Linked DNA regions of Homo sapiens: region 1 is linked to region 2. Evidence: chromatin loops called from intact Hi-C (ENCODE). Cell type or tissue: endothelial cell of umbilical vein. All regions are shown on one strand. Links, peaks and the distances in the headings refer to the core of each region. The heading gives the core; the rest is flanking DNA. Region 1 has its middle 4.5 kb from the start of KRT27. Region 2 has its middle 3.7 kb from the start of KRT24.

What was found. A loop is a pair of places that touch in the nucleus more often than their neighbours do. Peaks named below come from ENCODE experiments on the same cell type or tissue, not always from the same donor. Only the 100,000 strongest peaks of a DNase experiment are listed, where the experiment ranks them.
Region 1: a loop joins it to region 2, with 2.9 times the contacts of the local background. A loop is called at or near these places in 3 of 110 quality-filtered maps.

Annotation. Positions count from the first base shown.
Region 1 is chr17:40,784,324-40,789,704 of GRCh38, forward strand. No RefSeq gene overlaps it. Among named protein-coding and RNA genes, the nearest start is that of KRT27, 4.5 kb to the left of the region's middle. In endothelial cell of umbilical vein, for the core only: no CTCF peak of the experiment used is centred there; no DNase peak of the experiment used is centred there; H3K27me3 peaks cover 176 bases.
Region 2 is chr17:40,704,800-40,710,180 of GRCh38, forward strand. No RefSeq gene overlaps it. Among named protein-coding and RNA genes, the nearest start is that of KRT24, 3.7 kb to the left of the region's middle. In endothelial cell of umbilical vein, for the core only: no CTCF peak of the experiment used is centred there; a DNase peak (open chromatin) is centred at 3,062; H3K27me3 peaks cover 259 bases.

The DNA.
Region 1 (5,381 bases), core at 90-5,089, 79 kb after region 2:
TCTGTCGCCCAGGCTGGAGTGCAGTGGTGCCATCTCGGCTCACTGCAACCTCTGCCTCCCGAGTTCAAGTGATTCTCCTGCCTCAGCCTCCCAAGTAGGTGGGATTACAGGTGCCTGCCACCATGCCCGGCTAATTTTTGTATTTTTAGTAAAGACGGGGTTTCACCATGTTGGCCAGGCTGGTCTCAAACTCCTGACCTCAGACCACCCACCTTGGTCTCCCAAAGTGTTGGGATTATAGACTTGAGCCACCGCGCTGGACCTATTTTAATATTTCTAACTGAACTTTTTTTCTGACTTTTCAACAGGAGACCTCACATTTTCATTTTGCACTGGGCCTTGTAAATTATGTAGCCAGCCCGAATTGTTGGGTCTCTCTGAGGAAGCTGAAGAATCTCAGAGAAAATACCTCCAGATAGAATTGTTTGAGTGTTCTCCACAAAAAGGGAGCTCACTGTACAACCACTCTGGAAGGAAACACAGACACTTCACACAAAGCTTTCAAATGTTTAAGGTCTTACTCAAAACGAACATAATTTAAAATATCACGATACATTGAAAAACACTCCAACAAGAAAGACAGAGACTCAAACAAACAAAAAATAGCACTCAGGGGAAACAGAGATAATGAAGAACGTTGAAGAAAACTTTAAAAAAGAAACTACCTATAATTATTACTTTCAGAAGTAACAAAAATACTGTATATTTAAAACATGGATAGAACATCATTAAAATTGAACAGGAAGCACATAAAAGACCTCTTAGAATTAAAAACTAAGTCCCAAAAGAAAACTTCAATAGATGAATTGGAAAATAAATTTAAAAAAAAACTCCCCAAAATTAGAACAAAAAGATGAAAAGATAAATATGTGAGCCTTGAAAGAGCCAGTCTCTCTCTCTCTCTGTTTTTTTTTTTGAGACTGAGTCTTGCTCTGTCACCCAGGCTCGAGTGCACTGGCGCGATCTTGGCTCACTGCAACCTCCACCTCCCAGGTTCAGGTAATTCTCCTGCCTCAGCCTCCCAAGTAGCTGGGATTACAAGCACATGCCACCATGCCTGGCTAATTTTTGTATTTTTAGCAGAGATGGGGTTTCACCATGTTGGCCAGATTGGTCTCGAATGCCTGACCTCAAGAGATCCGCCAGCCTCGGCCTCCCAAAGTGCTGGGATTACAGGTGTGAGCCACCGTGCCTGGCGTAAAGAACCAGCCTCTTAAGATGAGTCCTGAGCAGCTAACTGGGCCTAAATTCAAATTAAAACCAAGCAACCATTTGCTGACTACAGGTCACATATTTACTCTGAGTTCCCAGAAAATGTGCACATCTGCTTAACTTTGGGACTTTCATAGCTTCCAGTTTATGCCACCTGAACCAAACAATAGGCTGTAACCTACATGGATCAATCAGAAGTCTGCATGCCCTGACTAATAAGAGCTAACTAAGCAAACATCAACCAACCAGAACTAAGTAAATTTCAATCCTGCATTTTGCATAAGCAGACCTAAGTGGGAACCTGGGTGGGAACTTTCTCTAAAAGACAAATTCCCTTCCTTTGTTCTCTGGAACACATTTTCATTTTACACCAAAGGCTGTGTCTCACCAGCTTGCTAGCTGTTTGCTGGAATGAAGTCTCTGTCCTTGAATTTCCTTCTCAGAGAACTTGTTTACAGATAAAAGAAAATATTAGAAAATGAGAGACTTGGGCCGGGCGCGGTGGCTCACTCCTGTAATCCCAGCACTTTGGGAGGCCGAGGTGGGCGGATCACGAGGTCAGGAGATCGAGACCATCCTGGCTAACACGGTGAAACCCTGTCTCTACTAAAAATACAAAAATATTAGCCGGCGGTGGTGGCGGGCGCCTGTAGTTCCAGCGGCTGAGGTAGGAGAATGGCGTGAACCCGGGAGGCGGAGCTTGCAGTGAGCCGAGATCGCGCCACTGCACCCCAGCCTGGGCGACAGAGTAACACTCCATCTCAGAAAAAAAAAAAAAAAAAAAAAAAAAAAAAAAAAGAAAAAGAAAATGAGAGACTTGGTCAAAGAAGAACAACATCAAGTAGGTCTTCTGGAAAGAGAGAAGGGAGAAATCATGAAGAAATTATTTTATAAACATATTTTCTGAAATACTACTCAGAACTAAACAACTGAGCTTCTAAATTCAAAGAGACCACCAAGAACCATGAATGATAAATGAAAAACATCCACAGTGAGGCACATCCACAGGATCTTTCAGAGAACCATGGCTGGGGGCGGGGGCGACAAACAAACACTTAAAATGTCAGGAGCAAAACCAACACATATTCAATTTTAGGAAAGCCATCATTCTAGTGAAGAATGCTTTCAAAATACGAACCCAGGCCAGGCGCAGTGGCTCACGCCTGTAATCCCAGCACTCTGGGAGGCCGAGGGAGGTGGATCACTTGAGATCAGGAGTTCAAGACCAGCCTGGCCAACATGGTGAAACCCCGTCTCTACTAAAAATACAAAAATTAGCTGGGCCATGGTGGTATGTGCCTGTAATCCCAGCTATTTGGGAGGCTGAGGCAAGAGAATTGCTCGAACCCATGAGGCGGAGGTTGCAGTGAGCTGTGATCACACCACTGTACTCCAGCCTGGTTGACAGAGCGAGATGCTGTCTCTTAAAAAAAAAAAAAAAGTGAACGCAAAATGATATCCAACCTTTTATTTCTAATCCTTTCCTAAGGTTTGTCACCTCATTTCTAAGTTTTTTTCTAATTGTGACTTATGTAGAGAACCAAAATTCTCTACTTTAACAACCACAAGTGAGGGTGGAATAAAAATCTTTTCCGACATGAAAGGTCTCAAAAAAATTATCTCTTTTGCACATTTTGTCAGGAAGCCACTAGAGAGAAAAACATGAAAAAGGAAAACTTAGGTTCCTGGAAATGGAGTTCCAATGTGAGCGCACTGAGTGAGTGTTCCCACATGACAGCTGGGTAGCAGGCTTAAAAAACAGCCAATGTTGCATAGGAGGACAGGAGATTCTGAAAGTGAGCACTTCAGGGGGATAGATGAAAATGATTTCTTGGTAGTTTTAATTGCATAAGAAAGTGGCATGAGAGATAAAGATACGGAGAAAACAGGGGTTAAACTACTTAGAAAATCGTTCTAACTTTAAACTAAGGGTCCTCCATGAATTCAGAAGGGAACGGAACGGCCTAGATCCTGTGAATTCTCAAAACTGACCAGCCATGGTTCCCTCCTGGGAGAGCAACCCACGACAAGGAGAAACTGCTAGGGGAAGAATCAAAATTATTCAGGAGAGGGTCACAGAGAGGAAGGAAACAGAAGGTCTAGATACAAGTGGAGGAGGGAAAAAAAGACAGGAAATTTCAGAAATCAAGCCAATGTATTTTTGAATCCTAGATAAAAACAAGAGAAAAGGGAGCTCTGTGAAGTTAGTAAAGCTATTTGGAATTATACTTTATTATTATTATTTTTTGAGACGGAGTCTCACTCTATTGCCCAGGCTGGAGTGCAGTGGCACGATCTTGGCTCACTGCAACTTCTGCCTCCCAGGTTCAAGTCATTCTCCTGCCTCAGTCTCCTGAGTAGCTGGGATTAGAGGCGTGCACCACCACGCCCAGCTACTTTTGTATTTTTAATGGAGAAGGGAGTTCACCATGTTGGCCAGGCTGGTCTCGAACTCCTGACCTCAAATGACCCACCTGCTTCGGCCTTCCAAAGTGTTGGGACTACAGGCGTGAGCCACCACGCCCGGCCTGGAATGATACTTCAGTCTAGAAGTTAAGGAACATGAATTGGCAATAAAACCAAGCAAAAGAAAAGGATTGAAGTAAAATCCCGGGAAATGTTAATACAAGATAATAAGGATGAGGAGCAGCATAGTGTCCCTATAGAAAATGAAAGCATACCGGAAAGACATGCCTACAAAACTGAGTAAGATACAACCCACCATTTCAAAGTGACTTAAAATCGCTAAAATGATAAAAGAAAAAAAAATTCCCATAAACCAGAATTAGAAAAAAACTTAGAAATGAGGTGACAAACCTTAGGAAATGATTAGAAATAAAAGGACAAAAACCTAATTAAACTAAGATACAATCACAGAAAATGAGAAATTTAGGGGAAATCAGTCACCAGAAGAAAGACATATTCTGGAAATAATCTTAAATAAAATATTAGCAAATACAATTCATTAATATATTAAATAGCAGAAAATATCCCAAGGAAGTTTTTCACCAGAAATGACAATGACTCAATATGATATGTAGCAGATAAAAGTGTCCTATGACAGAAACCATATGATCACCTTAAAAGTACTAGAAGAAAATGTGGGTCCCAGCAGTTGTAAAACTCAGAACCTATGATGGAAATTTTTATAAATATGACAATGAATTATACATTCCTATATGATGACAAAAATCGAAAGAAAAATAGAAATGTCAAAACATTTGCTACACCCAGTAACAAGTGGCAATTTATTTCCCTTGCAAAAAGCTCCCATAAATCTTGGGTTTTTGTTAAAAGAAGGAATAGCAGCGTGTAGTTTTTGCTTTAACAACCACTCGAGTACAGTGGTTGCATTCCTTTTTCTCCAGATGGAGACTGATTTTTGGGAAGTACTTTCAGTGTAGTAACCCAATTCAGCAAAAAGCAGGATGAAGCTTCAAGGATTGGAGAAGAACAGGCAATCATTAGCAGAATGTGTAAAGAACTCAGGAGCCCTAGAATTCCGCCCAGCAAAGGAAAATCAGTGAACCGAAGGCCATAGTCTGTTTTTATAAGCCAAGGAAGGAAGGACAGATTTAAGACCCAAAAGCCTGAGGACAAGATGTTTCCTCCCATCCTGTGGACTCAACAGAACTTAAAGGAAACTTATCCAGAATTTAATTTTACTCCCATTCCTTTGCTGAATAGATACACAGTTAATTCTGGTTTATTTGTTTCAGCAAGAAATGGTGAATTTATAGTTATCTTTTCAAGTCAACTGTCCCCTCACCACAAAGTGTAGTGTGCACTTTCTGTGCTGTAATGGGCCTTGCCTTGGAAAGCAGGCCACCATGAAGACAGTTAAAAAAAAATCAGTGTGTCATGAGCATACCTGATAAGCAGGTCTGGCATCACAGGCATAAAGCCTGTGTGTGCAGCTGCACAAGGTCTCATGTTCAGAAAGGCCCCACATTTGGATTAATGCTCTCCCGTTACTGTCTTGAAAATCTTAGTTTCAAGATGGTAACAGAACTTTATCTTTTAACCTGTCTCTTGTTAGTGAATTCTGTTGGGACCATGGGGGCATACAAGTGAGCATAGAAGTATGCCAGATATGTTTGCCTGCAGGTGCTCCTTACTGTCTCAGGGGCATATGCCCATGTGCCCAACATTCTGGTGGATCCACAAGG
Region 2 (5,381 bases), core at 214-5,213:
CAAATTCACAGAGACAGAAAGTAGAATGGTAGTTGCCAGTGGCCGAAGGGTTGGGGATAGACAGTTGTTGCTTACTGGGCATAGAATTTTAATTTTGCAATATGAAAAGAGTTTGGGGCCAGGCGTGGTGGCTCACACCTGTAATCCCAGCTCTTTGGGAGGCCGAGGCAGGTGGATCACCTGAGGTCAGGAGTTCGAGACCAGCCTGGCCAAGATGGTGAAATCCCGTCTCTACTAAAAATACAAAAAATTAGCCAGGCATGGTGGCAGGCGCCTGAAATCCTAGCTACTTGGGAGGCTGAGGCAGAGAATTGCTTGAACCCGGGAGGCAGAGGTTGCAGTGAGCCAAGATTGTGCCACTGGACTCCAGCCTCAGAGACAGAGTGAGACTCGTCTAAAAAAAAAAAAAAGAAAAGAGTTTGGGAGATTGGTTGCACAACAATGTCAGTACACTTAAGACTACTGAACTGTAAACTTATAAATGATGAAGATGATAAGTTTATGTTATATGTATTTTACCACAATTTTTAAAAAGTCTTAAAAAACAGGTGCTTCCAGAAATAGTTTGTATCCTCCTTAGCTTTAAACTTAAGTAGCTGACTTTTGTTTATTTAAGAATTTCTTCCTTCTTTTGCCAGTCTCTGTTAAACTATGTTCACACCTTAATCTTTATATTCAATTATTTGTTAAACAATGTTCTGCTTTAAATTTTTCCTTAAATTGCATTTTATTGGGACACATGATTAAATAGGTAATCATTCACTTTACTATGTAGCTCTTATGTGGCTTTTATGATCTACCTGTACTGTTTTCACAGGAGTATGATGTTACTCTTCTTCATATTTAGGGTGACATATCTCCAAGGGGTACATGGTGTACAAAATTTTAAATTGTTAAGCTGGGAGTAATTTTTATAACGCCCTTCTAAAGTAGCTAAAAAATGCACCACACATAATGTGTTGGTCATCCTGCCTCGCCCATCCCTAAAGCTGTGAAACCAAAGAAAACTAAACCCTAATGATTAAATGGTATGCAAATGCTGGCAATGGGAGGAACAGTCACAGAGTGTTTCTCCCTTTTAAAACTATGAAATGTAATCTTTCAATTTTCATAAAGACTTGCATTTGGCTGAAAGCACGTTTAAATCCCAGCTCCTTCGGAGGCTGAAGCAGGAGAATTGCTTGAACCCGGTGGGTGGAGCTTACAGTGAGCAGAGATTGTGCCACTGCACTCCAGCCTGGGCGACAGTGCGAGACTCCATCTCAAAAAAAAAAAAAAAAAAAAGACAGAGAGAGAGAGACAGACTGAATCTTAGGTGTCTGGGCTCCCAGTTCAAATTTTGAATAGTTTGTGATTAGAAGTTTATTTCTACCTGTAAAGAAACATATAAAAGCTATATTTCCTTATAGAATATGATTTTAATAATAAGTGCAGAATGATTTGCAGATAGTAACCATCAATTTTTTTTTGTGTGTGTGGGGGATAGATTATTAGTATTTAAATATTTTTCAGATTAACATATTGCAGGTTTTTAGACTAGTAGGAAAACCAAATACTGAAATGCATGGCATATGGCTCCTGATGAATCTTTACAGAATTGAGAACAGAACTTGGGTATTCTATCTTCTGTTCATTCAAGAAAATATACTGTTTTGTGTTTTTCAAATAGAAGCATCACATCAGAGTAGTTAAGGGAAGTTGCTGGGTTTAGAGTATTTGTTGAATGTTGACAAAACTTTCTGTGGCAGACAGTAAAAAAGAAGGGAAAATATACATTTAAAAAAATTTTAACTTTTAACTTTTGTGGGTGCATAGTAGGTATATAGATTTATGGGGTACATAAGATATTTTGATATAGGTGTACATATCCCATCAGGGTAAATGGGGTACCCATCACCTCCAGCACTTATCCTTTGTGTTACAAACATTCCAATTATACTATTTTTTAGTTATTATAAATTATACAAGTAAATTATTATTGACTATAGTCACTCTGTTATACTATGAAACACTAGGTCTTATTCATTTTTCTAACTATTTTTGGTACCCATCAAGCGTCCTCACTTTTCCCCTACTCCCCCGTTTCCCTTCCCAGCCTCTGATAACCATCATTCTACTCTCTATCTTCATGAGTTCAATTGTTTGAATTTTTAGCTCCCACAAGTAAGTGAGAATACACAAAGTTTGTCTTTTTGTGCTTGGCGTATTTCACTTAACATAATGACCTCCAGTTTCATCCACGTTGTTGCAAATGACAAGATCTCATTCTTTTCATGACTGAATAGTACTCCGTTGTGTATATGTGCCACTTTTTTTTTTTTTTAAGACAGGTTTCACTCTCGTCACCCAGACTTGAGTGCAATGGCGCGATCTCGGCTCACTGCAACCTCCACCTCCTGTGTTCAAGCGATTCTCCTGCCTCAGCCTCCCGAGTAGCTGGGATTACAGGCACCCACCACCATGACCAGCTAATTTTCATATTTTCAGTAGAGACAGGGTTTCACCATGTTGGCCAGGCTGATCTTGAACTCCTGACCTCGTGATCCGCCCTCCTTGGCTTCCCAAAGTGCTGGGATTACAGGCATGAGCCACCGCGCCTGACCTGTGCCACTTTTTCTTTATCCATTCTACTGTTGATGGATGCTTAGGTTGCTTCTAAATCTTGTCAGTAGTGCTGTAATAAACATGGGAGCACAGACATCTCTTTAATATAGCAATTTTCTTTCTTTTGGACACATTGGAAAGTATAAATTTGATGTGTGAACAGTCTCTTTGCAATGCCGTTGCAATGACAGATAGTAGATAGACAATAAATATTCCTTGAATTAATAAAAACTAACATGGCCTGATTTTCTTCATGAACAACTTGGATCACTGATTACTTTTGTTCTTTACTATGTGTTGTGTTTTGTTTTCTGAATCTTTATGCTCCACTTCTGGGTTAGTGATTCTCAGTGTGTGGTGGCGGAGAGCGGGGCTTGGCAGTAAGAGGAAATGTTGTTTGGGAAGAGGGCAGAAAGGTCAGGCAAGAGTCAACCGGGGACCTTCCTGTAGGGAATCATTGTTTGGGCCAGCTTCCTGCTGGTGGCTGCTCTAGGCCCCGCCAGGGTCAACTACTTGGAAGAGAAAAAAGGTTTTGCAATAATAACATGACTAAGAGCCCACTCCAGTAGATCTGGCACCACCCGTCGATGGATTGGGTGTGTCATTGTCACACCCCAGAAATCCACCAATTCTGTGGCTGTTTCTCTTCCTTCATCACTTTCTCTCCTTCCCCACCACCCTCGTCCATTCTTTCTCTTCCTGGTTTCACTTAAGTGTGTCTATTTGAAGGCTTCCTCTTCTCCACCAGGAAGCATCTGCTTGGTCATGCCATTTTGCCAAATTTTGTTCTGGGAAGAAAAATCACCTGGCTTTGTTCTTGTATGTGAGTGCTTTCAAATCTCTTTAAATAACTCAATTCTCTATGTTTCCTGAAGATCTTTCCGTGAGTTTATGGAGAATTAAGAGAATGGGTGAGTGACTTTGCGGGGGTTGGGATGCTTTGTCCTCCAGGCTCCACAGATAAGACAGTTTGAAATAAGCACAGTTTTCAAGGATTAGCTCTGCTTAAAAAGTCCTTTTGTGCCTTTCTTCATACCAGACAGACAGTAGTCTTCTCTTCAGAGAATCCAAAAGCATGAACAATCCAGATCATAACTTGAGCAGTAGGGCCTAGCCCCTGTGCCTCTTGCCAATGCTAAGTTGATACACTGGGCCTTCCTGCTCTGTCTCTTCCAGCTTGACCCCTCAACCTCCTGCTGCCCTCTGATGTCAGAGAAGCTGCAAATCTTTGGTCAAGGAATCCAGGGCTTAAATAGTAGTTTCATAGCAAAAGAATGGCATGGTATTTTACACAAGATCATATTTTATATGATAGGCTCAGAAGAAAGCTTCATCAGTCTCAAGTCTCTTGTCCTCTGTCCACCAGAACTATAACACAACATTTGAGTACAGTCGATGTCTCTTGACCAAGCCACCATGTCCTCATCTGTAAAATTATTATATTGGTCTATCCACTTCTCAGGTTCCCTTCCAGCTCTAATTTTTAGCAATCTGGTAATTAAATGTATTACTTCTCAGATTTAGAAAGTGTTTTATATTACTATTAGGTGAGATTTTCTTTTTTTCTTTTCTTTTTTTTTTTTTTTTTTGAGACACAGTTTCGCTCTTGTTGCCCAGGCTGGAGTGCAATGGCGCAATCTCGGCTCATGCAACATCTGCCTCCTGGGTTCATGCCATTCTCCTGTCTCAGCCTCCTGAGTGGCTGGGACTACAGGCAAGCACCACCATGCCCAGCTAATTTTGTATTTTTAGTAGACGCGGGGTTTCTCCATGTTGGTCAGGCTGGTCTCGAACTCCCGACTTCAGGTGATCCACCTACCTTGGCCTCCCAAAGTGCTGGGATTACAGGCGTGACCACTGCACCCAGCCAGGAGGGATTTTCTTTACTAGAGCATTAGCTGCAAAAGTTCACTGCTTGTGCTTGAGAACTGGGTAGAGTGGAAATTGTGCTTAGAGGTCCCCTTAACTGGCCTCTACGTGTCTACTCCAAGGTAAGCTCTTATAAAGGCACCCAACTGAGGAAAAGAATACTTGCCTAGAGATTCTTTCAAGACAATGTTCTTGATCAGAGTTACAATTAGAACTAAACAATAAGAAAGACAACCAGAAAAATCTCTGTGAGTTGATACATTCTCTTAGATAACTGTGGTATAAAGGGAAATATATATTAATGATGAGAGTGTCTTTTGAATACTGATGAGATGGCTTGCGGCTAGGGGCCTCTCAATAGCTTCAGGATAAGGACTGGTCTCCAGAGGACCAAGCCTTGATTAGAAGCTTAGAACTTTCAGCCACGTCTCCTAACCTTTGGGGAGGGGAGAGGGGCTGGGTATTGAGTTAATCACAAATGGCCAGACTCATGTCTATGTCATGAAACCTACATAACCCTTAAGTCAGGGGTCCCCAATCCCTGGGAATTGTATGAAGGAACTGGGCCACACAGCCAGAGGTGAGTGGAGGCTGCACGAGCATTACCGCCTGAGCTCCACCTCCTGTCAGATCAGCAGTGGCATTAGATTCTCATAGGAGCATGAACCCTGTTGTGAACCGTGCATGCGAGGGATCTAGGTTGTGGGCTCCTTATGAGAATCTAATGCCTGATGATATGTCAGTCTCCAATCACCCCCAGATGGGACTGCCTAGTTTCAGGAAAACAAGCCCAGGGCTCCCACTGATTCTATGTTATGGTGAGTTGTATAATTATTTCATTATATACTACAATGTAATAATAATAGAAATAAAGTACGCAATAAACGTAATGTGCTTGAATTGTCCCG